Regions from separate parts of the Homo sapiens genome. Here regions 2, 3, 4 and 5 are each linked to region 1. Evidence: chromatin loops called from intact Hi-C (ENCODE). Cell type or tissue: dorsolateral prefrontal cortex. All regions are shown on one strand.

What was found. A loop is a pair of places that touch in the nucleus more often than their neighbours do. Peaks named below come from ENCODE experiments on the same cell type or tissue, not always from the same donor. Only the 100,000 strongest peaks of a DNase experiment are listed, where the experiment ranks them.
Region 2: a loop joins it to region 1, with 9 times the contacts of the local background. A loop is called at or near these places in 41 of 110 quality-filtered maps.
Region 3: a loop joins it to region 1, with 3.0 times the contacts of the local background. A loop is called at or near these places in 31 of 110 quality-filtered maps.
Region 4: a loop joins it to region 1, with 5 times the contacts of the local background. A loop is called at or near these places in 75 of 110 quality-filtered maps.
Region 5: a loop joins it to region 1, with 3 times the contacts of the local background. A loop is called at or near these places in 73 of 110 quality-filtered maps.

Annotation. Positions count from the first base shown.
Region 1 is chr18:46,071,237-46,076,236 of GRCh38, forward strand. PSTPIP2 (proline-serine-threonine phosphatase interacting protein 2) reads right to left here and starts at 1,024. Exons shown (of 15, transcript NM_024430.4): 1 at 920-1,024. The coding sequence starts at 952. RefSeq lists silencers at 560-939, 980-1,029, 1,160-1,319 and an enhancer at 929-1,430. In dorsolateral prefrontal cortex, a CTCF peak has its summit at 2,683 (motif pointing left); a DNase peak (open chromatin) is centred at 1,055; H3K4me3 peaks cover 1,419 bases; H3K27me3 peaks cover 1,448 bases.
Region 2 is chr18:45,688,985-45,693,984 of GRCh38, forward strand. It overlaps LOC105372093 (a long non-coding RNA gene), which reads right to left. Exons shown (of 10, transcript XR_935423.3): 7 at 3,411-3,456. Among named protein-coding and RNA genes, the nearest start is that of SLC14A1, 33 kb to the right of the region's middle. In dorsolateral prefrontal cortex, CTCF peaks have their summits at 2,465 (motif pointing right) and 2,664; a DNase peak (open chromatin) is centred at 2,467; H3K27me3 peaks cover 426 bases.
Region 3 is chr18:45,908,242-45,913,241 of GRCh38, forward strand. EPG5 (ectopic P-granules 5 autophagy tethering factor) reads right to left here. Exons shown (of 44, transcript NM_020964.3): 22 at 4,049-4,215; 23 at 2,280-2,501. Among named protein-coding and RNA genes, the nearest start is that of EPG5, 57 kb to the right of the region's middle. In dorsolateral prefrontal cortex, a CTCF peak has its summit at 2,368 (motif pointing left); a DNase peak (open chromatin) is centred at 2,360.
Region 4 is chr18:45,974,162-45,979,161 of GRCh38, forward strand. No RefSeq gene overlaps it. Among named protein-coding and RNA genes, the nearest start is that of EPG5, 9.3 kb to the left of the region's middle. RefSeq lists an enhancer at 3,174-3,745. In dorsolateral prefrontal cortex, CTCF peaks have their summits at 106 (motif pointing left) and 308; a DNase peak (open chromatin) is centred at 116; H3K4me3 peaks cover 282 bases.
Region 5 is chr18:45,964,921-45,969,920 of GRCh38, forward strand. EPG5 (ectopic P-granules 5 autophagy tethering factor) reads right to left here and starts at 2,409. Exons shown (of 44, transcript NM_020964.3): 1 at 2,257-2,409. The coding sequence starts at 2,319. RefSeq lists an enhancer at 2,168-2,669. In dorsolateral prefrontal cortex, CTCF peaks have their summits at 2,462 and 2,665; a DNase peak (open chromatin) is centred at 2,461; H3K4me3 peaks cover 2,465 bases; H3K27ac peaks cover 1,203 bases.

The sequences.
Region 1 (5,000 bases):
GAGGCAAGCAGGAGCCCCAGTAAGGAGTCAGGGCCCCTTGGCAGCTGCGGTCAACTTTGAGGTTTGCAGCCTCCTGCTCCTGTCTTAAAGGGATGAGGACAGCTCCTCTGAATGAGGGGGCATGGACCTTGAGGGGCACCTGGGGAGTGAGAGGACAGAGGGAAGAGGACTAGACAGAGGAGGGGGACAGGCAGACCTGCTCCCTCCAGGCTGGGCTGGCCCTACCGGGCTGGGTGGGGTACCCCCTCCAGCTTATAGGGTCTCCCACACCATCAGCCCCGCTATGGGGCCTGGACGGAAGGGCTGGGGCAATGGCCTGGGGAGGGGGCTCGGGAAACAAGGCTGTAGAACAGGGAAAGCTCCAGCAAAGGGAAGCCCTCTATGCTGTACGTTTCCTGGAAAGGACGATCCCGGGGGGCAGCTGCTGCTGTCAACCCGGTAAAGCTCACAAGCCCCCACACCAGATCCCCCCAGATCCTCTCACGGCTCAGCTCCAGGGACCGGCAGAGACTCTCCCCGGACGGGTCTCGCCTCCCTAAGGGTCTCTGCTTCGCCTGTGAGAGGAGGGGTTGATGTCCTGACTCTAAGGTGTCTCGGCTCTCTGCGTCCTCAGGAGCACGCGCTGCTGGGGGCGCGGGCGGCAGAGGGTGGGCCCTGGAGTCCGAGCCCCCGGGACTCGCGGGCACGCGGTGGGTAGCGGGGGACAGAGAGGGAACAGCAGCCCGGCGTCCGCTCCAAGTCTGCCCCTCGAGCAGTGGGGCTGGGGCCCCGATCCCTTCACGCGCGAGCTCCGCCAAGCCCCCGGGCGCGCGGTCACCGAGTGGCGCCGGAGCTGGGGAGCCCCCCACGCCCGCCGCGTTGGCCTCCCGCCCGGGCCGGGTCCTGAGCCCCGCGATCCGCTGTCGGCCCCACGACTTACCCAAAAGTTTCCCTTGAACAGTGAGCGCGTCATCGCAGCGCGAGTGGGGGCGCGGAGGAGAGCCGGGCCGCAGGTAGCACAGAGCGGGGAGGCCTGACTGCCACTGCCCGCGGCTCCGCAGACTCAACTTCTGCGTTCCACACTCGCGCAGGGAAGCCGCCCCCGGGTCCTAAACCACTCCCGATTGCGACGGCCGCCGTCGGCGCTCTGCGCTCCCTGCGCGAGACCTGGGCGGGACCCTCGGCGCTCACCCGGCCAGGGGCTGCAGCCCGCACCCGGACCCAGGCCCATTTAAAGCCCCACAGCGTCGGGCCACGATCAATATATCAGCCCGAAGCTAGCTGCCTCCTTCTGGAAGTCTTTGGGTATTGGAAATAACTGGTCCTGGCTTGGGTTCCTGCCCACAAGGCCCCCTGGACAGCACGAAATCCAGGCTCTGCGGGGTGATAGACGGGATCTGATCAGATGGTCGCGAGGACCCGGTTTAAGCTACAGAAGGCCTGGGGCCGACAACTCCCGCAGACGCCTTGGCTTCACGGCGGGCCCCACCGGCACCTGCTGCAGATCAGGCCCTGGGGGACGGTTCATTTTTTATTTTACTTTTTGTTGTTGCAGGTGTTTTTAATGAATGGGGTCACGTTTTAGTCTAAAATGTCATGGAGAGGTCATCTCTGCTGTTTCCCCTTGACTCTAGTCACTTGGTGGTGTCCTAACAGGGCTTCCAGGAGCTCAGCCGCTCTCTGACTCCCTTTCCATTCTCAAAAGGCAAGACCCTTCCCTGCCCATTCCACCCCAGCAAGAGGGGCCCAAGATTCCTTCTTCTCCCTCCACTCTTCCACCCTCACAAATAAAACCCCAGGGCAGGTCAGACCCCTCTCTGCATTGTAGTAGATTGGTACAAAAGTAATTGCGGTTTTTGCCATGACTTTTAATAGTAATGCAGGGCTTATGACAAAGTACTGCCTGGTGCGACAGGCCCGAAGCCCAACCTGAGGCCCAGAGGGGTTGAATGGCTTGCCCAAGATCACAGTTTATTTAAGGGATGAAGAGCTCAAGGTTAGAGCTCTGCCCTTCTAAATAGATGCAAAGACAGACATCCTTCCTGGGGCAGATCCATCCTGGGCAGAGGAATAGGTGCTCAAAGTGGGGAGGATAAAGGTCAAGGTTGCCAAGACTGGCACCAGCCCAGCCTGGAGAAGCAAGCACTCACCCCTGGAGCAGGTTCTAGCTACACCCAGACACAGTGAAAGGGCAATTGCTAGAATTATGTGAAGCACCTGGAACAAGTTCTGCTCCATAAAACTGCAGCCAGCCCCACTCAGATGAACTCCCACCAATAAAGTCATCCACAACTGCAAAGATGGAGAGGTGGCCTCCAGCCACCAAGCATCTCCAAGGGATGCATCCATTTACGTACTTGCTCATATCCTTTGAAAGCAGTGAGATTAGAAGGAAGGCAGAGAAGCCTGGCAGAACCATCAAGGGGCAGCAGAGGACGTGGTAGGCACTAGGAAGCTAGGCTTAACTGCAGGGGGTAAGAAATGGCACAAACTGGGGACATAGAAGCGGGAGAGCTGAAGACACCACTAAGGTTTTTCCTGGAAGTTTTAAATATTCTGGAAAAATAGTTTAGATACAATTCTAATTGTCACATTTTAATTTTTAATACATGTATAATTTTAAGTTATTAGAACGTTTCACAAGCTCTCACAGTACATTGTGCTTGATTTTCGCGACTCAGACTCTAAGCTCCCTGAATTTTAACCCTCTTCCGCCATCTGGTGACAAAGTTTTTAATTGCAAATGGTCATCCACGCTGCTGGAAAATATTCTTCATTCCTCAAACAGCTCATCTCTGGGGCAGGTATTGTGAGTAAAAAAACAAACAAAGTGTGTGCTATATCCAAGGGACATATTTAGGATATTTTACTAACTTCTGTGGTTTGAATGTTGCCCCCTCCAAGAATTCTTGTTGAAACTTAATCTGAAATGAGACAGTATTGAGAGAGGTAGGATCTTTAAGAGGTGATTGGGTCACGAGGGCCACTAGTCCCATTCATGGATTAATGGGTTAGTAGATTAATGGGTTATCAGGAGATGAAACTGGTGGCTTTATGCTTTATAAGAAGAGGAAGAGATGGCTGGGCACAGTGGCTCATGCCTGTAATCCCAGCACTTTGGGAGGACAAGGCAGGTGGATCACCTGAGGTCAAGAGTTCAAGACCAGGCAGGCCAACATGATGTAACCCCATCTCTATTAAAAATACAAAATTAGCCGGGTGTGGCGGCACACGCCTGTAGTCCCAGCTACTTGGGAGGGTGAGACAGGAGAATCGCTTGAACCCAGGAGGCATAGGCTGCAGTGAGCCGAGAGTGCTACTGCACTCCAGCCTGGGCGAGACAGAGTGAGACACCATCTCAGAAAAAAAAAAAAAAAGAAGAAGAAGAGGAAGAGAGGCCTGAACTAGCATGATCAACCTCCTTGCCATGTTACACCCCATGCCACAGAGTCCCTACCAGCAAGAAGGCTGGCACAAATGCGGCCCCTCAACCTTGGACTTTTCAGCCTTCATAACTGTGAGAAATAAATTCTTTTCCTTTATAAACTACCCGATGTCAGATACTCTGTTATAAGCAACAGAAAACATACTAAGACACTAACAAAATTAAACAATATTATAGCAATTATGAAATAATGAAATTATTTAATATATTTAAGACATAATACATTTAAGATAATCGCTGTGAATATTTTGGCATACTCTCTTTCAACTATATATTTGCAAGAGTAAGTTCTTACTGTACATAAAATTTTGAGTCTTGCTTTTTTAACTTAGTATTTCATAAGTATTTTCTAAAATCACTCAATGTATTTTTTCTAACAAAAAGTTTGATAGAATACAGGGCTAGCCACTTTATAAGCAGACAATTTTGCACATAAAAATTGAAAATCTCTGTGAAGGGCTGGGCAGGGTGGCTCACATCTGTAATCCCAGCACTTTGGGAGGCTGAGGCAGGCAGATCACTTGAGGTCAGGAGTTCGAGACCAGCCTGGTCAACATGGTGAAACCCCGTCTCTACTAAAAATACAAAAATTAGCCGTGCGGAGGTGGCGCAGCACCTGTAATCCCACCTACTCGGGAGGCTGAGCCAGGAGAATCGCTTGAGCCTGGGAGGTGGAGGTTACAGTGAGCTGAGTTTGCACCACTGCACTCTAGCCTGGGCGACAGAGTGAGACTCCATCTCAAAATAAAATAAAATAAAAATATCTGTGAAGAGAAATTTGGCCATGTGATCAAAATGTAAAATGCCCCTATCTTTTGACCCATTAAGTCCATGTCAAAAAACTTACCTTACAAATATATTCTCACATATGCAAAGTAAAAGATGACACAGTTGTTCATAGCAGTGTGGTTATTTTGGCAAAAGACTTGAAATAATTAATGTCCATCCATGGAGTACTAGCTCAATATATTGTCATATATCGATCCAATGAAATCATATTCAAGCATAAAAAATGAGGAAGCTCTTTGCGTATTGATATGGAACAATCATCAGATATATTAATAAGTGAAAAACAAGGCAAAACAAGCTGTCACTAGAATGAGAAGAAAAAAGAACACACACACACTTTCTTTTTTTTTTTTTTTGAGACAGAGTCTTGCTCTGTTGCCCAGGCTGGAGTGCAGTGGTGCCATCTCGGCTCACTGCAAGCTCCGCCTCCCGGGTTCACGCCATTCTCCTGCCTCAGCCTCCCGAGTAGCTGGGACTACAGGCGCCTGCCACCACGCCCAGCTAATTTTTTGTATTTTTAGTAGAGACGGGGTTTCACTGTGTTAGCCAAGATGGTCTCTATCTCCTGACCTCGTGATCCGCCCACCTGGGCCTCCCAAAGTGCTGGGATTACAGGCATGAGCCACCGGGCCCGGCCCACACACACACTTTCAATGGTCCCCTCTAAAGTGGGGATCTGGGGCCTGAGAGATAGGAGAGAGCAGAAGAGAGCCCTACTTTTCATCCCATGCCCTTCTGGACCTTAGAATTTATACTCTGTGAGTTTATTATAAACCCAAAGAAAACT
Region 2 (5,000 bases), 380 kb before region 1:
TTTCCCCATCCCTGCATACTCCCCTGGGTGCTCTTTGAATCAATGTTTAGCCGGATTTCACCCAATCATGAGCGTGTGAGTGGGGAGCACCCCCATGACTTGGCTTCCTGCCCAACACATCACACCACAACCTGTGAATAACTCATCTTCCCCAACACATTATAACCTCTGAGGGGCCAGATTATGTATTTTCATGGCCCCCATTCCAGGCCTGGCACGTGGATACATATTTACTGACAGATGGACCCCTACTTCAGCATCCCTGTAAGCCTGGAATTAATTCCAGGAGGTGGGTACTAAGCAAGATAATGTTTAACCAAAATGCAGATTCTAGCACCTCCCCTGAACCCTAAGATATTGGGATTCAGTAAGTGATGGGGTATCTGCATTTTTACCTGCATCGCAAATGACTTAAGAAGGCCAATTCTCCTGGCTATCTGAAGAACTGAAGGAGGTGGGTAGACAGAGGGGGTCTCAGCACAGGAATTTGAGTAGAATTCACGTAGAAGCCCAGGACATGATTGCATGAGTGGCCATGGGTCAGTGTGCAGCTTGCAAATCCAGTCACTGTAAGGCCTTATCCTAGAAAGGCCCTGACGGGGACTGGGGTTGCGGGGGTGGGGATTGAGGCAGGTGGCTACCATCTGTCAAGAGCAGCAGCAGACCTGCAGCTGGCTCCATGGCTTCTGTGGCCCATGCCCACCCTCCCTCCTTACCATCACAGCAGTCGCCCAAATGGCTCAGAGAGGAGCTCATGGGAACCCCACTTACTGTTGACACTGGGGGAAAAGAATGGAAATATGATTTGGCATAACTTGAGGGACGTATAAATGGTTTGTGCCTTTCACACCCCAAAAACTTCAATTTACCTCCCTCATGAATGTCTTAGAAGCTTCTGCATTCTTTAAGAAAACTCTAGTTTTTACATAAATTTAATATTGACCATATAATTCAACATTCAATTTTATGTTATCTGGTATCACCTGCCACCTGGGTGGAGGGTCTTATTTGCTCAGCAAGATGGGAAACTCTAAAGTCAAAGACCTCATCTTATAATTACTTGAACACAACATACTTTGGAGACCAAACATATTACTGAGCACAGGATATCCGTGCTGCTTGATTCACTTACTATTTGAACTCCTGGTTCTGAGACTGTTATCCGAGGAGAATAAAAGGGTGCTGGATGGGCTTCCATGGAGAGATGGAAACTGTCTGAGTGTTAAGGGCTCAGGCTAGGGAGGAGACAAAACTCTTCTTCTGAAAGTTTCATAGCTTTAGCTCTTATATTTAGGTCTTTGATCCACTTTGAGTTATTTTTTGTATATGGTAGTAGAGTCCCCAATCTTCTGCAAGTGGATATTCAGTTGCCCCAGCACTATTTATTGAAAAGACTATTCTTTTTTGCATATGGGATTGTTTTTCAGAATCCAGAAAAATCTTTAGTTCACATTCCTCTTGCTTTAAGGTAGTATTTCCATAACTCATCAGTCATGGATCTTAAATACATATCCAAAAGAAAAAATTTTAAATAAGAAAAAGTCACATGATCCAATGAGATCCAGGTACATTAAGCCAAATAAAGTTTAACATCTTTCATTAGCATTGGCTTCTCAAAGACTTTAATGCCAGTGTGCTTTTAATGAATCACTTATCCTTCTTTTATCAGAGAAGGGCGTGTGTGTGTGTGTGTGTGTGTGTGTGTGTGTCCACATATTAACATCTCTACGAGTACACTTCCAAACACCTCGAGTTTTGGAATCATTCTTTTGCAAGAGTAGACTTACTGACTTGAATGCTATTGGATTGTTTTAATTTCATCTTGGAGAGTTCGGCTAACAGGATGGTTGGGGTGTGTGTGTTTTGTAGACTTGTAGCTTTTATCTTCAACCAGGTCAGAGCAGAAATAACACAGTAACCTATGAATTCCTCTGGGGTGTTTTTTAGCAACTGAATGTAGAAGCCACAATTTTAGTTTGTTTCTGAACTGTCCATTTTTTTAAACTTAAATATTAAGGTGTGTGTTGTTGTTTTGTTTTGCTTTTTGAAAGTGTGGTCCAAGAACCACCTGAATCAGACTCACTTGGATGTAGTTAAAAAGCGCAGATCCCTAAGGCCCCTTCAGACCTAATAGTCAGAAACACTGGGGCTGGAGCCCAGACTGCACCCCTCCCCCCGCCCCGCCCCGCCCAGGATCCCTGGTGATTCCTGTGCATATCGAAGTTTGAAAAGCATGCTTTTCCTTGAAATTAAGAGACAGTGAACCCAGTTGTCTGCAAAGAGATAGGGGACAGAAACTTACATGTACCTAGGACGAAGATGGCTCTTTCTGTACCTTTGTCCCTTCCCTTCATCTGCACTGCCCACCTTCTGTGCCCTTTTGCATGCTCACACATCCTTCTGTATGATCAACGGACTTGGGCACGCTGCACACTCCTTGGCTTATGAAACTTTCACACTGTCAGCAGAGGGCGCCAGAGACCCTCCAAAAGCCACGGAATGCTCCATTTGCTCGTTGCCCTCCTTTTGCATTCCAGGCTTTTGCATTCTATTCTAGGCATCTAGTTTTCCAGGCTTAGGCCTGTCCCCCACCTCACTGATTCTCAAAGGGACATTGGATCTCAGGAGAGTGCACAGCTTCTAAGAAACGCACTTATTGTGGGGCCTGGAAATTTATTTAATGCCTCTGAGCCCAAATTTCACATCCTAACAAGGAACTAATTTATTAGCCTGTTACTGTAGTTCTTTTAATGGTTAAATGAGGTAACAGGTGAATGTGCCCATGAAGGTCAGCAGCCCAGTGACTGCCAGCACCCTGCCACTGCCACCACTGGTGCAAGTGTAAGCATGGACACTGGCAACCCTGCTCCCACCTGCACCCTGCCACAGGTACAAGTGCACACAGGAATGCAGCAGCTCGACTTCTGCTGGTACCCCAACCCCACCAAGGCATAAGCACCCTGCGGCGCTGCCACAGGTGCCAGAACACGTGAGTGAGCACAGATCCTGCTGCCACCGCCCCAAAGAAGCACTTTGTCTGGCACCACCCATCAGAGGGTTGTGGCTAATGGACCAGGAACACCTTGGACCCTCTGATGCAGCAGGTTCCCAATCTCACGGGGCCAGATAACAAAGCTGGGGTCCTGGTACCAACTCCCCAGACTTAGAGTCCACCAGGAGTGCTGAGCTGAGCCGTGGCCCCTAAAATCTTCCAGAAATGAACCCAGTCAACTGAACCTACCTTATACTGCAATGAAACCCCCAAGGGCAGCAAAGAAGAGAAAAGCAAAGAAAAAAACATGCATCGAAAGGACAGCAACTTCAGAGGTTGAGGGAACATCATCCCACACAGATAAGAAGGAATCAGCACAAGAACTCTGGCAACTCAAAATGCCAGAATGTTTTCTTACCTCCAAATGACCACACAAGTTCCCCAGCAATGGTCCCTACCTGGGGCTGAAATGACAGAAAAAGAATTCAGATTACCGACAGGAACAGAGAACATTATCATTGACATCCAGGAGAAAGTTGAAACCCAATCCAAGGAATCTAAGGAATATAATAAAACAATACAGGAGATAACATATGAAATGGCATTTTGAGGAAGAACCAAACTGATCTGATAGACCTGAAAAACTCACTTCAAGAATTTCATAATACAATCACGAATATTAACAGCAGAATCAACCAAGCTGAGGAAAGAATCTGAGAGTTTGAAGCCCAGTTCTACAAAATAGACAAAAATAAAGAAAAAACAATAAAGAAGAATAAACAAAACCTCCGAGAAATATGGGATTATGTAAAGAGACCAAATCTACAACTCCCTGGCATCCCTGAAAGAGAGAAAGAAAGAGAGAGAGCACGCACATGAGAGCGAGCAAGCACAGATCACAAGCAACTTGGAAAACATTTAAGGATATCATCCATGAAAATTTCCCCAACCTCACTAGACAGGCCAATGTTCAAATTCAGGAAATGCAGAGAACCCTTGCAAGATACTATACAAGATGACCACCCCCAAGATACATAGTCATCAGATTCTTCAAGGCCAAAATGAAAAACAAAATGTTAAAGGCAGCTAGAAAGAAGGAGCAGGTCACCTACAAACGGAATCCCACTAGGCTAATAGTGGATCTTTCAGCAGAAGCTCTACAAGCCAGAAGCAATTGGGGAGCCTGTATTCAGCATTCTTAAAGAAAATAAATTCCAATCAAGAATTTTACAGGCAGTCTAACTAAACTTCATAAGCAAAGGAAAAATAAGACCCTTTTTAGACAGGCAAATGCTCTTGGAATTCATTACCACCAGACCTGCCTTACAAGAGATCCTTAAGGGAATGCTGAATGTGGAAAGGCCATCACTGGCAACTGCAAAAACACATTTAGGTACTGAGACCATTGACACCATAAAGCAACCACACAATCAAGTCTGCATAATAACCAGCTAACAACAGAATGCCAGGATCAAATCCACACATATAAATATCAATCTTGAATGTAAATAGGCTAAATGCCCCAATTAAAAGGCATAGAGTAGCAAGCTAGATAAAGAAGTAAGACCAAAGTATATGCTGTCTTCAAGAGACCCATCTCACATGCAATGGCATTCATAGGCTCAAAGTAAAGGGATGGAGAAAAATCTACCAAGCAAACAGAAAATAGAAAAAAGCAGAGGTTGCTATTCTAATTTCAGATAAAATAGTCTTAAAACCAAAAATAATTTTAAAAAGACAAAGAACATTACATGATAGTAAAGGGGTTCAATTAACCAAGAAGACCTAACTATCCTAAATAGACATGCCCCCAACACAAGGGCACCTAGATTCATAAAGCAAGTTTTTAGAGACCTATGAAGAGATTTAGATAACTGCACAATAATAGTGGGAGACTTCAACATCCCACTGAAAGTATTAGACATACCATCAAGGCAGAAAACGAACAAAGACATTCAGGACTCAATCTCGACACCTGACCAAATGGGCCTAACAGACATCTACAGAA
Region 3 (5,000 bases), 160 kb before region 1:
GTCCAGCAGGGGAGGCACGTCACAGATTATTCAAATATGATGCGATAATTGCTAAAACAAAAGGTATGAAGAAGGGGCTCTGACAACAATTCTTAAAGTAGATTTAAATACAGTACACAGAAAAAAATAACTGGAAAAGATGATTTTTACCACAGACCTGGGATCTGAATCTGGAGCTTTTCTTTCCTAGGCAATTCAGTCAGTTATTTTTGCTTAGAAAAGCAAAAATAATACATTCAAATAAAAACATTTTCAGAGAAAATATTAAGAGCTATTTTAAACTTATGCATTGTAGGAATTTTCCAGCTTTAGGCTCAAGAACCATCTCCCACCTCAGAGAATCGCAAATAAATATCACAGCATGTGTGTACGCCCCTCTCATCAAGAAGGAATAAAATCAAATCAGACTTAAAAAAATAAAAGTTCTGGCTGGGCGCAGTGGCTCATGCCTATAATTCCAGTACTTTGGAAGGCCAAGGCGGGCGGATCACAAGGTCAGGAGTTCGAGATAAGCCTGACCAACATGGTGAAAGCTTGTCTCTACTAAAAATACAAAAATGAGCCGGGTGTGGTGGTGCACACCTGTAATCCCAGCTACTCAGGAGGCTGAGGCAGGAGAATCACTTGAACCCGGAAGGCAGAGGTTGCAGTGAGCCAAGATTGTGCCACTGCACTTCAGCCTGGGTGACAGAGCAAGACTCTGCCTCAAAAAAAAAAAAAAATTCCAATTTTCCAGTAAAAACCTTTTAAAAATACAATACTTCCTTCATTTTTATTTTGCTTTTGTTTTTACCAGCAGTGCTAGAAAAATAGTCGGCAAATACACAAATTACTGGGTAGGGGACTGGGAGATGGTCTGGCCTGACTTTACTCAATAAAGTGGAAAATTACCTCCTTTACCTCTGCAACAGCCAGTCCAGGAAGACAGACAAGGACAGGGCTTTGGGGTTCTTACAGGGAAGAGGTTGCTAAGTAGTTCTCTCCTCCAGCTTCTGGCTCAGTGAAATAGATGGCCACTTTATGAACACATACCAGGAGGGGGATATAACAGAGGCAGAAAGGAATATCAAAGACTCTCTTGGCTTATCTAAAATATTCACAGAGAAAGCCGTCCACTGGTTAAGGCTGGTTAAAAATAAGTTCTCCTTCAACAAGCAACATAAGGGAAGAAATCATTCTGGAGGCTGACAGAGAGTCGTAAAAGGTTGAGGGCAAATAAACCTAAGGCCTCAGTGCTAGATGAAATGGGGACCTCACCTAGCTATTGTGTATTGAGGATTAATTCTTAAGAGCCATTTTTATTAAGTCTTATTTGTAAGACTAGTATTTGATTTATATCAAACTTATAAATGAAAGGGGAAGGAATAGTGTGAAAGGAATCCAAACCTACTTCAGAGTTCTTAACCTTTTAGAGGAGGCAAATATTGTACCCTGATTTTATAGGGCACATATTTTTGGGAGATTACTAGACCCCTCATCTCAGGTGGATCCCTGAATCCCGTGAAGGATCTATGAACCACACTTAAAGAGCCCTGCCCTGGTCATTTGTTTCTTTTGAAGAGCTATTCTAAGCTACGTGTGGTGGCACACACCTGTAGTCTCAACTGCTCAGGAGGATCACGTGAGCCCAGGAGTTTGGGGCTGAGGTGCACTATGATCGTCTCACTATAATCGTGCCTATGAATAGCCACTGCATTCCAGCCTGGGCAACATAGTGAGACACTCCTTCTTAAAAAAAGAACTATTCTAGCAAGGTTTTTTTGTAACAGAGTCTCACTCTGTTGCCCAGGCTGGAGTACAGTGGCATGATTATGGCTCATTGCAGCCTTGACCTCCTGGGCTTAAGGGATCCTCCCACCTCAGCCTCCCAAGTAGCTGGGACCACAGGTGCACGCCACCAGGCTTGGCTAATTTTTTTTTTATTTTTTGTAGAGATAGGGTCTCACTATGTTGCCCAGGCTGTCTAGCAGGCTTTAATAGTTGTTTACCTGCTATGATAAAATTTGGCTTATTTCTATTTTTACGTAAAGAAGTAGAAGAGGATTTATCGCTCAGACTACAGGCACTCGACACAAGTACATCCAAACTGTTGATTCAGTTCTCTTGAGGAACATAAAAGAGAAACATTTCAAGATGCAAATCTATATCAAAGCCACCTTCCATATTCAATCTAACCGTGTTAAGAGAATAACATCTAGCAGTTTGTAACACAGTTAACTGCTCCAGCATAGTACCTGTGCTGCAAACAACAATGTAGGTGGCTAAATAACCATACTCACCTCACCAGCTCCTTGTGCAGTTCTGGTGAAGTCAGGTAACCAGGGGTGCCAGAGTGGCTCTCTGGCAGCCCTTCACTGCCCTCTGCTGGAACACGGAGGGCCTTGCTTGCAGCATGGTGGAAGTCAGCCACCTCGGTCAAACGTCTCTTCATTTCTTTCAACAAATTGATATGAGCAGGACTTTGAAAAAACCTTCTTCCAATACAACCATCTATGGGTAACCTTAAAAAACACAAGCACAGATCTATAACCTTTCAACACAAGATGTACTTTCTGTATGGCATAAAATAGCAGTTAATTAGCAAGGCAATTTACTGTGATTGTGGATATACACCATTAAATTAACACCTATTATTTCTACCTCAAAGATTATTTTGATGGTCCAACAAGATGGTGTATATGAAAGTAGTTTTAAAAAGTGTGAAATGCTACACAAATTTAAGACATCACTACTTAGAGGTACAGCATAAAGATGGTTTCTATTCTTGAAGAACTTGCAATCTGGCAAAAACTAAAACAGAAGCGACTAAGAATCTATCTATCTATCTATCTATCTATACACACACACACACACACACACACACACACACATATATATATATATATACATTTTTTTTTTGAGACAGAGTCTCGCTCTGTCACCCAGGCTGGAGTGCAGTGGCATAATCACTGCTCACTGCAACCTCCACCTCCTGGCGACTCTCCTGACTCTCCTGCCTCAGCCTCCCAAGTAGCTGGGATTACAAGCATGCGCCACTGCGCTGGGTTGTTTTTTTTTTTTTTTAGACAGACTCTTGCTCTGTCACCCAGGCTGGAGTGCACTGGCGTGATCACAGCTCACTGCAAGCTCCGCCTCCTGGGTTCACACCATTCTCCTGCCTCAGCCTCCTAAGTAGCTGGGACTGCAGGCACCCGCCACCACGCCTGGCTAATTTTTTTGTATTTTTTTTTTTAGTAGAGACGGGGTTTCACCATGTTAGCCAGGATGGTCTTGATCTCCTGATCTCATGATCCACCCGCCTCGGCCTCCCAAAGTGCTGGGATTACAGGCGTGAGCCACCGCGCCTGGCCGTGCTGGGCCAAGTTTTCTATTTTTAGTAGAGACAGAGTTTCACCATGTTGGCCAGGCTTGTCTCGAACTCTTGACCTCAAGTGATCCTCCCTCCTTGGCCTCCCAAAGTGCTGGGATTACAGGTGTGAGCCACCATGCCCAGCCAGTATCTATATATTTCAAATGAGTAAGTTAAGGGAATGAGGAATTGAGGCAGGAGCTAGAGAGCAATGGTTCGTAATAGTGGATGGCTCTGGCTGGGTGGAGTATCTTCATATGAATCCCATGAAAATGCTGAATATTCCCAAGTACAACCTACAGGTGACAGACAAAGCCTGGCCTTTGTTCACACGCGCACCACTCATCACAAGGTCCCCTCCTACAAGCCCCATGACGGTCACACAGGCAGCCTCAGTTTAAGGCAGTTGCTCTCCCTTTGCATCTCCAGAAGTTCTGTGTGAAACCTTGCCCAATCCCAGGGTGTTGTCTTTACTACACTGGTCATGGAAGATGGTAAAGAGAAGCTGCCACAAGACACCAGCAACTCAATAAAGATCCAGTCTAATAAATGTCAAACATAGAGACAGAGAAAGAGTCCTCACCAGAGATCACCAAAGAATGATTCCAACTCACACTCCACAGTCTAAGAACACATAGAATGAGAGCAGTGCAAAGGCAGAAATGGACTCACAGAAACCTACAATACTGGGCAGCATACCCATACTGTGGTCCCGGACGGTGAAGATACAGAAGGAAGAACTTCTGCCAAATGAGTGGCAGGAGGGGGTGATCAGAAGGTGTGACCAGAGCCTGGTGGGCCCAGCGATAAATCAGCAGCCTCTGGAGGGATGGCACGATGGGGAGCTTCAGCTGGGTCTGGGCTTTCTACAAAAAAGAAAGGGCTTTGAGTAGCCACAAAATGAACATAAATGCAAACGGTTAACTCTTTCTAAGTGATCCAACTGAAACACCAAACATTCTGTTTTCAATTCAATAATATATTTTTTAAAAGTCACATAAAACTCACTTCTCCAATCCACTAGTTAACATTTTAACCTCCTTGGTAGCAAGACATGTAGGGCAGCTTTTTATTCTGTCAAAACACTTCACAGACCCCAAAATGGGTATGGGTCTTAAGAGTCATCTAGTCTAACCTCATTTTCATTTCTGAAATTCCTTGGCGAATACAACGTTATAGTGCAAGGGAATAGAAAGATATGAAAACCAAAAGTAAAGCCGGGGACAGTGGCTCACACCTGTAATCCCAGCACTTTGGGAGGCCAAAGCAGGTGGATCACTTCAGGTCAAGAGTTCAAGACCAGCCTGGCCAACACGGCAAAACCTTGTCTCTACTAAAAATAGAAAAATTAGCTGGGTGTGGTGGTGCACTCCTGTAATCCCAGCTACTCGGGAGGCTGAGGCATGAGAATTGCTTGAACCCGGAAGGTGGAGGTTGCAGTGAGCTGAGATTGTGCCATTGTAAAATTCCAGCCCGGGCGACAGGGCAAGACTCTGTCTCAAAAAAAAAAAAAAGAAAAAGAAAAAAAGAAAATGTCACTATGTGACTGTCAAACTTTATCAATCTTTTGAAAATTCAGATTTCAAAAGGACATTCGAGAATGCTGAATTCTTTGAGAGGCTCTGAAACCCAAAAGCAAATTCTTTAACAG
Region 4 (5,000 bases), 97 kb before region 1:
AGAGTAAAAGCAAGGTTCAGTGAAAGCTGCTGAACTCTAGAAGGTACGCTGGGTTGACCTTTCTTAAATCTCCTTCCAAAATTCCATTCCAGAGTCTCTGTTGCCATCTGGTGGCAATGCCTGCTTGGTGAAACCTCTTACATATGATTTCCGAGAAGTCATTCATGATACAGATAGTTACTTTCTGTACATCATAACAGCACAAGGCGTTATTTCATCATTCTTCATTACTAAATGCATTTTTTAAAATTGCGAAAGAATCAGGTTGCTTCTACATTATTTCAGTTTCTTGAGACAATTAGCTCCCAGAGCAAGTACGTACCAAAAATGTACAACCTATGTTTTTCTAACAAACTGTCTTCCATAGGTGGGCTCTTTTCCATTAACAGACTTTTGCTTCCATAGGCAGCAAAGCATATAAACTTTGTCCTTTTTTTCCTCTTATAATCTCCAAACATTAAATGAGTCATACAAGTACAGTTGACCCTTCAACACTGCAGGAGTTAGGGTCACTAATCCTCCACACAGTTGAAATCTGCATATAAATTTTGACTCCTCCAAAATTTTATTTTATTTTATTTTATTTTACTTTATTTTATTTTTGAGATGGATTTTCACTCTTGTTGGCCAGGCAATCTCGTGCAATGGCACGATCTCGGCTCACTGCAACCTCCCCGCTTCCCGGGTTCAAGCGATTCTCCTGTCTCAGCCTCCTAAGTAGCTGGGATTACAGGCATGTGCCACCACGCCCGGCTAATTTTTTTTTTTTTTTTTTTTTTTTTTTTTTTTTTTTTGAGGGGGAGTCTCGCTCTGTCACCCAGGCTGGAGTGCAGTGGTGCCATCTCGGCTCACTGCAAGCTCCGCCTCCCGGGTTCACGCCATTCTCCTGCCTCAGCCTTCTGAGTAGCTGGGACTACAGGCACCTGCTACCACACCCGGCTAATTTTTTTTTTTTTTTTTTAATGGAGACGGGGTTTCACTGCGTTAGCCAGGATGGTCTTTATCTCCTGACCTCATGATCCACCCGCCTCGGCCTCCCAAAGTGCTGGGATTACAGGCGTGAGCTACCGCGCCCAGCCCTAATTTTGTATTTTTAATAGAGACAGGGTTTCATCACGTTGGTCGGCTGGTCTTGAACTCCTGACCTCAGGTGATCCACCCGCCTTAGCCTCCCAAAGTGTTGGGATTACAGATGAGAACCAGATATTTAAGGCCATGAAATTTAAATGTATTTGGCACTTAAATGGAAATTTCTGGCAATAGCTGTCCCTTCAACCTAAAACAAAACTATACTAAAAGACAGACAACAAAAATATAAGCCAGGGCTGGGCGCGGTGGCTCACGCCTGTAATCTCAGCACTTTGGGAGGCTGAGGCAGGTGGATCACCTGAGGTCAGGAGTTCGAGACCAGCCTGGCCAATATGGTGAAACCCCATCTCTACTAAAAATACAAAAATTAGCCGGGCATGGTGGCAGGTGCCTGTAATCCCAGCTACTCGGGAGGCTAAGGCAGGAGAATCGCTTGAACCCCAGAGGTGGAGGTTGCAGTGAGCTCAGATCACGCCAAAAAGAATTCTAGCCCCTCTCATCTTGACTTGGTGGCTAGTGCCCTTTTATTTGTTTTATGAGAACAATTTAGCCTTTTGGGAAGGGCTGTTATATAAACTATCACTAAATTCCTTCCCAAAGCTAGTTTGGCCTATGCCCAGGAATGAACAAGGACAGTTTAGAGGTTAGAAGCAAGATAGGGTCAGTTAGGTCTGATATCTTTCACTGTCATAATCTTCTCAGTTAATATTTTTGCAAAGGCGGTCTCAGTCAGGGTGAAATGAAATGGTGATAACATCTGTGCTGCACCATAAAAAAGAACGAGATCATGTCCCTTCTGGGAACATGGATGGAGCTGGAGGCCATTATCTTTAGCAAACTAATGCAGGAACAGAAATCCAAATACCACATGTTCTCCCTTATAAGTGGGAGCTTAGTGATGAGAATACATGGACACAAAGAGGAGAACAGACACTGGGATCTGTTTGAGGGTGGAGGGTGGAAGAAGGGAGAGGATCAGAAAAGATAACTATTGGGGCCATGCGCGGTGGCTCACACCTGTAATCCCAGCACTTTGGGAGGTTGAGGGCTGGAGGATTGTTTAAGCCCAGAAGTCCAAGACCAGCCTGGGCAACATGACGAAACCCCGTCTCTAAAAAAACACAAAAATTAGCCAGGAGTAGTGGCACATGCCTATAGTCCCAGCTACTCAGGATGCTGAGGTGGGAGGATCACTTGAGCCTGTGAGGTGGAGGTTCGGTGAACCGAGATCATGCCACTGCACCCCAGCCTAGGCAACAGAACAAGACTCTGTCTCAAAAAATAACTATTGGATACTAAGCTTAGTACCTGGGTGATGAAATAATCTGTACAACAAACCCCTGTGATACCAGTTACCAATATTGAAATGCTTCATTCTCTTTCACCCATTCATGAGAAATAATTATTTCTCCCTTGAACCTCACAGGTCTTTGTAAATGCCTCTATTACCACATTGCATTTCAATTATGTTCATATGTAATGCAAGCCATTAGAATGCCAAACCCTTGTGGTTCAGTCTTGATGTGATGTCATGATTAAAGAGGCACAGGCAGACCAAAAAAAAAAAAAAAAAAAAAACTATGCTGCAGAATCACAGTTACTGAGGCCTCACTCGTGGTGAATTTGGGTGAAACAGGTGGAAGAGCTCATGCAACATTACTAACACTTGAAAGATATGGGGCAAAGGTAATTCTAAGGACTATCAAGTAGGTTGGTTTTTATCAACTGCTGTTGACACACTGCAGAAAATCACAAGCTTGGGTCACTTAGGGAATAGTGGGAAAGCCAGAAAGCCCTTATGGCATCATTTAAAGAGATGCATTTTGCAAAATTATAAAGATAACGTGAATATAAAAAGAAATGATGTTACTTCCAAATTACTTTATCTTTCTTCAGATCCCCTGAGTCACGGGTCAGGAGGGCACATCAGTAATCCTTCCTGCAGTGGAAATGGTACATTCTGGTTTCTTTGTTGTTGTTGTTTATAGAGACGGCATCTCACTATGTTGCCCAGGCTGGTCTCAAACTCCTGGGCTCAAGGGATCCTCCCACCTCAGCCTCACAAGTAGCTGGGACTGCAGGTGCATATGACTGCACTGCGTAGAAACGGTACATTCTGGATCAGGCCTAAGCAAATCCAGGGAGCACAAGTATGTTGCCCCAAAAGGTGATGCAGACTCATCAATTACCCTTCTCTGTTGTATCTGTGCCTCTCCCTCACCTCATACCTATGGCCTCAGAGAAGGCATTCTTCAACCCAGTTGATGGAGAAAAACTCAGGCCTGGTCAAGAATAGGTCAGCTCTATATGTTAATTGTTGCTCTGTACCCGTGTGGACTGCTGCCACATGACAGTCCACTCAGGAGGGACTGTGGAAAACAGCAGCGAAGAGGAATACGCTCAAAGCACAGGAGTCAAGCAGTCCAGCTGCTCATCAGCTTGCTGTGAAGGGAGACATAGCCCACAGTAAATAATATACATAGATTCCTGGGCTGTGGCACGTGACCTGACTGATTGGCAAGGGAGGAAATAGAAGACTGAAGACAGGCTGGGCATGGTGGCTCACGCCTGTAATCCCAGCACTTTGGGAGGCTGAGGCAGGAAGATAGGTCAGGAGCTCGAGACCACCCTGGCCAACATGGTAAAACCCTGTCTCTACTAAAAATACAAAAATTAGCCAGGCATGGTGGTGGGCACCTGTAATCCCAGCTGCTCAGGAAGCTGAGGCAGGAGAATCGCTTGAACCCAGGAGACAGAGGCTGCAGTGAGCCGAGACCACACCACTGCACTCCAGCCTGAGCGACACAGGGACACTCTGAATCTAAAACAAATAAAATAAAAATAAATAGAAGACTGAAGACAAAGAGGCCTAGAGAAGAAGCAGGCAAGTGGCCTCTGGAATTAGGCAACAAAATGTGCAACTCTTTGTGTCTCATACCAAGGCCTATGAGAGAATATCCATCACAAAGCAGGTGCAGAGCAACCAGGTGGCAGGGATGACTCATCCAGTGCAGTAAGCAAGCCTCTGTCCTTGGCCACTCTGGTGCTTCCTCAATGGGCCCATTAACAGAGTAGCCATGGTGGCAGGAATGCAGCTAAGGGGACTTCCCTGCTCACCAACCCCGATGTAGCAACTACCACTGAATACCTGATCCATTAGCCTAGAGACTGAGGCTGAGCTCTAAATATGTTACCAGTCCTCAAGGAAACCAACCATCCACTTGGTGGCAAATTGATCCCATCAAACCCATTCTACCCTGGAAGCATTTCTGTCTACTGGGATTGAGTTCAAGAATGGATTTGCCTTTCCTGCTAGCCTTGCCTCAGCCAGCACCACAATCCAGGAGCTTATACAGTGTGTAATGTAACATTATGGTTTCCACATAACATCATCTTAAACCAGTGTTTCTCAATTTTTTTTCTTTTTTTCTTTTTTTTTTTAAACGGAGTCTTGCGCTGTCTCCCAGGCTGGGGCGCAGTGGTACGATCACATCTCACTACAACCTCTGTCTCTCAGGTTCAAGTGATTCTCCTGCCTCCCCGAGTAGTTGGGATTACAGGCACATGCCACTGGGCATGGCTAATTTTTGTATTTTTAGTAGAGACGGGGTTTCACCATGTTTTGGCCAGGCTGGTCTTGAACTCCTGATCTCAAGTGGATCTGCCTGCCTTGGCCTCCCAAACTGCTGGGATTACAGGCACGAGCCACCTCACCCGGCCTTCAATTTTTTTTTCATTATCACTCCCTTAATATCCTTTTTAGACTTTTTTTTCCTGTCAGCCTATGAAACTTTTCTTTTTTTATTTCTTTCTTTTTTTTTTAACATGCCTTCTGAATTCAAAAACTCCCATGAAATTTTAATACCACAGATATACTGTATTATTCCTCCTCCTCCTCCTCCTCTCTTCTT
Region 5 (5,000 bases), 110 kb before region 1:
CCAGCCTGGGCAACAAAAGCGAAACTCTGTCTCAAAATAAATAAATAAAATTCCTGAAATTTGGTACCAAAATGACTTTCTCACCAGAATAACTCCTCACAGACCTGGATACACCAATGTGTCTAACTCCACTACAGCCGTTTAAAAAGTCATATCAAGAAAACGTGGTAAATACTCAGCATGGAATACTATGCAGCCATAAAAAAGAACAAAATCGTGTCCCCTGCAGCAACATGGATGCAGTTAGAGGTAATTATCCTAAGCAAATTAATGCAGAAACAGAAAATCAAATACCACGTTCTCACTTATAAGTGGGAGCTAAACATTAAGTACACATGGACACAAAGAAGGGAATAATAGACACCAGGGCCTACTTGAGGGCAGAAGGTGGGAAGAAGGGAAGGATAAAAAAACCACCTGTCAAGCACTATACTCATTACCTGGGTGACAAAATAATCTGCACACTAAACCACCAAGGTGTGCATTTGCCCATGTAGTAAACCTCCACTTGTACCCTCTAAACCTAAAATAAAAGTTGGAAAGAAAAAAAAAGAGCATCATAATGAAAGAAATCCACATAAGTCATCTACAGTCTACTAAGTATGGTACCTATGAACACTACCCTCCTGTTAAAACCTTGTTCCCATGAGAAAATCGGATTACAGTATCATGCTTAAATTACACCTGCTTTGGAACATCACCCACTTCTGGGGAAAAAAATGTCCTGTACTTGTAATACCATCCTCCTTATTTCCCAAATGTAAACTCTGTTTCAGGTAAGCCAAAATTATGAGGTCTGGCCATGCGGGAGCAGCATTTAATCTGTTCATCTTAGAAAATATATATAAATAGGGTGGGCGCGGTGGCTCACGCCTGTAATCCGGGCACTTTGGGAGGCCAAGATGGGCGGATCACCTGAGGTCAGGAGTTTGAGGCCAGCCTGACCAACAAGGAGAAACCCCGTCTCTACTAAAAATACAAAATTAGCCGTGTGTGGTGGCGCATGCCTGTAATCCCAGTTACTCGGGAGGCTGAGGCAGGAGAGTCGCTTGAACCCGGGAGGCGGAGGTTGCGGTGAGCCGAGATTGCACTCCGCCGAGATTGCACTCCAGCCTGGACGACAGAGCGAGACTCCATATCAAAACAAAAACAAAAACAAAACAAAACATAGGCTGGGCGCGGTGGCTCACGCCTGTAATCTCAGCACTTTGGGAGGCCGAGGCGGGCGGATCACGAGGTCAGGAGATCGAGACCATCCTGGCTAACACGGTGAAACCCCGTCTCTACTAAAAATACAAAAAATTAGCCGGGCGTGGTGGCAGGCGCCTGTAGTCCCAGCTACTCGGGAGGGAGGCTGAGGCAGGAGAATGGCGTGAACCTGGGAGGCGGAGCTTGCAGTGAGCCGAGATCGCGCCACTGCACTCCGGCCTGGGCGACAGAGCAAGACTCTGTCTCAAAAAAAAAAAAAAAAATACATATACATATATATACACACACACATATGTATATATGTACGTATATATGTATATATGTGTACATATGTATATATGTGTATATATGTACTATAATAAAATGAAAATCCAGACTGCACTTATAAACAAATCAACTTAAAATCACTCTAATACCACATGTAGTCTAATACAGGAAACTCAGAAAATTCAAACACTTCCCTACTGTGTGAGTCCCGCCCTGGGTTAATTTCTAGCCATTCATGCCCCTTATAAACAATCAAGACAATAAGAAATAAACAGAGGCAGCACTACTATCATCTTGAACTTTCAAAGTGATCAGAAATGGCACAGCACTAGTCTACTTATAAAGTTCTGCCAAAGGTACCTTCTCCGCGTGGAGGAGGGGAACATTCCCTCTTTATGCATGGCAGGGACTAAAAATGTTCTAGGATATAAAAGAGTAAAGAGAGAGTCAACGATGGGGCTGGAAAGAGAAAAATTATTTCACGGCAGGAAACCAGACCCAGGTGAGGAAAGCCAAGAGAGCAGAAAAGGAAGAGGCCAGTGAAGTCACAGGAGGGAGAAGGAAAAATGGGGTCCTGACAGAGTGTGGCAGGGGGATATGGAGAAGGAATGGAGGAGAAGGGCCGGTGTCAACGGGTGGTGGGATCAAATATTGGAAGGTGGAGGCGGAAGATGCAGAGGGCTCAGGGAACGGGAGTAGAATTGGCTGGGGAGGCCGAAGAGAGGAGCAAGGAGACACAGCACACTGCCAGAGCCTCGGGAGGGTGGGGGAGATCCTCACCTTTGTTTTAGTCCGGCTGGCCTTGGCCTTGGCCCGGCGCTGGGGCTTCACCGCCTCGGCCATAGACCCTTCCGCGGCGCCGTCACCGTTTGTTTTTGTCAAACCCCTGCGCTTCAAGCAACCTGCCCGGTTCTGGCCTCCGGACTGTCACATGATCGAATCTCCGCCACTCCCGGAGAAGAGGCGGTGAGTCGGCGCCTCTACGGGCCGCAACGTAGGACAAACCACTCCAGGACGCATTTGCACTGGAGGAAGGCAGGCCCGCCCCCTTCCCGGAGCCCAGGCCCCACCCCTAGCCCTGGCTCCACCCGGCGCGCAGGTGTCTTGGGTTGCGCTGGACAAGGGCAGCGACCCAGGCTGACCCACCTCCTCCGTCTCCCGGCTCTGCGGAACCTCACTCAGTGCGGATCCCGGGCGCGCTCGCACACCTCACCCGCGTCGGCTTGAAGAAATCCGGAAAGTGGGTTTGCCATTCTTTTTTTTCATCTTCAGATAAACCAGATCCAGTCGGTTAGCCTAAATCCGCACTGCGCGCAAGGAAGAAACCCTGACGCCCATCGGGGTGTGCACTTCGGCGTCCTCTTTTGTAAAGGGGAATGATCACACCTGCCTTTTCGGATGTCATGAGAATTTAATGGGCTCTCCCAGAAAGGTGCCTGGTAGCGGCAGGCATGTCGGTACATGGTAGTTATTAATTATCATTACTGTACAAATTCCCAGACTGGAAAAAAGACATGTGCTCCTAAAAGGACAGGCAAACAGGTAACAAGATAAATAAGATCCGTAAAAGTATTCTTAGTATACATTTTACAGTGTGCTTCATTTGAAATTTCCAGATGTGAAAAACTTGTCCACATCTTCCCTTCCCAGCTCTAGGATTTCTGTGATTTGCTTGTATCCTTATTGTTAGTGTCTGTCAATCCTCCCAGAATGTAAGATCCTCAAAGGCAGGGTTCTTAATTTTGTTGCCTGATGTATCCAAGGGTCTTTAGAACACTGCACGTAGTAGCACATAGTAGATACTAAATAAATATTTCGTGAATCACACAAATGAGTATGAGTTTTGTCTGGCGGTGGGGTAAGATCGTTGAAATGGAGTGGGCCAGGCGCAGTGGCTCACGCCTGTAATCCCAGCACTCTGGGAGGCCGAGGCGGGTGGATCACCTGAGGTCAGGAGTTCAAGACCAGCCTGGGCAACATGGTGAAACCCCAACTCTACTAAAAATACAAAAAAGTCGCCGGGCATGGTGGTGGACGCCTGTAATTCCAGCTACTCGGGAGGCTGAGGCAGGAGAATTGAACCTGGGAGGCGGAGGTTGCAGTGAGCCGAGATCGCACCATTGCCCTCCAGCCTGGGCAACAAGAGCGAAACTCCCATCTCAAAAAAAAGAAAAGAAAAGAAAAAGAAGAAAAGGAAATGGAGTGTATGGGAGGGAGGAAAAAGACCATCCACCCACCTGTAGCATACCCTAGAATAAAAAATCCAGCAATATGGCATGAAAAATGGAAAAGACTTCAGAGATGCAGTTTGCTTGTTTGTGATGATATTTTAATTGAGTATATAATACAATTTCGTGTATTTTGTTCCCAAATCCTCAACAACAAAAATTATTAAGCTACTCAGAATATACATGTACTTTGTATGTCCTGGTGTGTGTGTGTGTGTGTGTGTGTGTGTGTGTGTGTGCATGTATATAAAGTTATCACCTGCAAAGAGTTGGCCAATATAAACAAAATCTTTATACCACCATTACTATCCATAACTTTTGCTGATATTTCTCCCAGTCTGGAATACCCTTGCTCTCTGACCTCTCCCAGTTTAAGTCATTTATGACATTTAAAGTTCTCTATGTGCTACCCACTACTTGGTCAGCAAAACACAACTGACCCTACTCTCAATTTGCATGTTTTACAGTTTAGTTGGGAAGCAGACACAATGCATAGATACATTGTGATACGTGTATCATCGCCTAACTGGTAAAAGAGGCATACATTGGAAAGACTGAATGAAGGGATGACACCAGGGCAGGGGTGAGTTCCACACAAAAAAGAGGTTAATCAGGGAGGATGGGAGAAAGAGGAGAAGGAGGAAAGAAATGAAGGTTCTTTAAAAAGCACCTCAGCCTGGCACAGTGGTTCACACCTATAATCCTAGCATTTTGGGAGACCGAGGCAGGCGGATTGCCTGAGTTCAGGAGTTCGAGACCAGCCTGGGCAACACAGTAAAACCCCATCTCTACTAAAATACAAAAAATTAGCCAGGCCTGGCAGCGTGCGCCTGTAGTCCCAGCTACTTGTCCCAGCTACTTGGGAGGCCAAGGCAGGAGAATTGCTTGAACCCAGGAGGTGGAGGCTGCAGTGAGCCAAGATCGTGCCACTGCACTCCAGCCTGGGTGACAGAGCAAGGCTCCGTCTCCAAAAAAAAAAAAAAAGCAACTCAAAACCACAGCCTCCTAGGACTGCATAAGGTACTTCTGCTGCATTTATGTGGCTTACTGCACTTCTCAAGATGGTGAATGTGAGTATGATGTATGATGACTGGAGAGGCCAGAGAGAGCCAGATTGCTCTGTATAAGCAGAGATTTAGAGAATTTAGAGAGGAAGGAAGAACAATATATAAGGGGAGGTGGAAACGAAGTCACCTGGCAGAGGGCTAACTACTAAGGAGACCTACATTTTCCATCACGAAGTTATCTGTCGTTGGATTAATTTCAGAAAGTGAGGCCAACAGCCAGACAATTCAA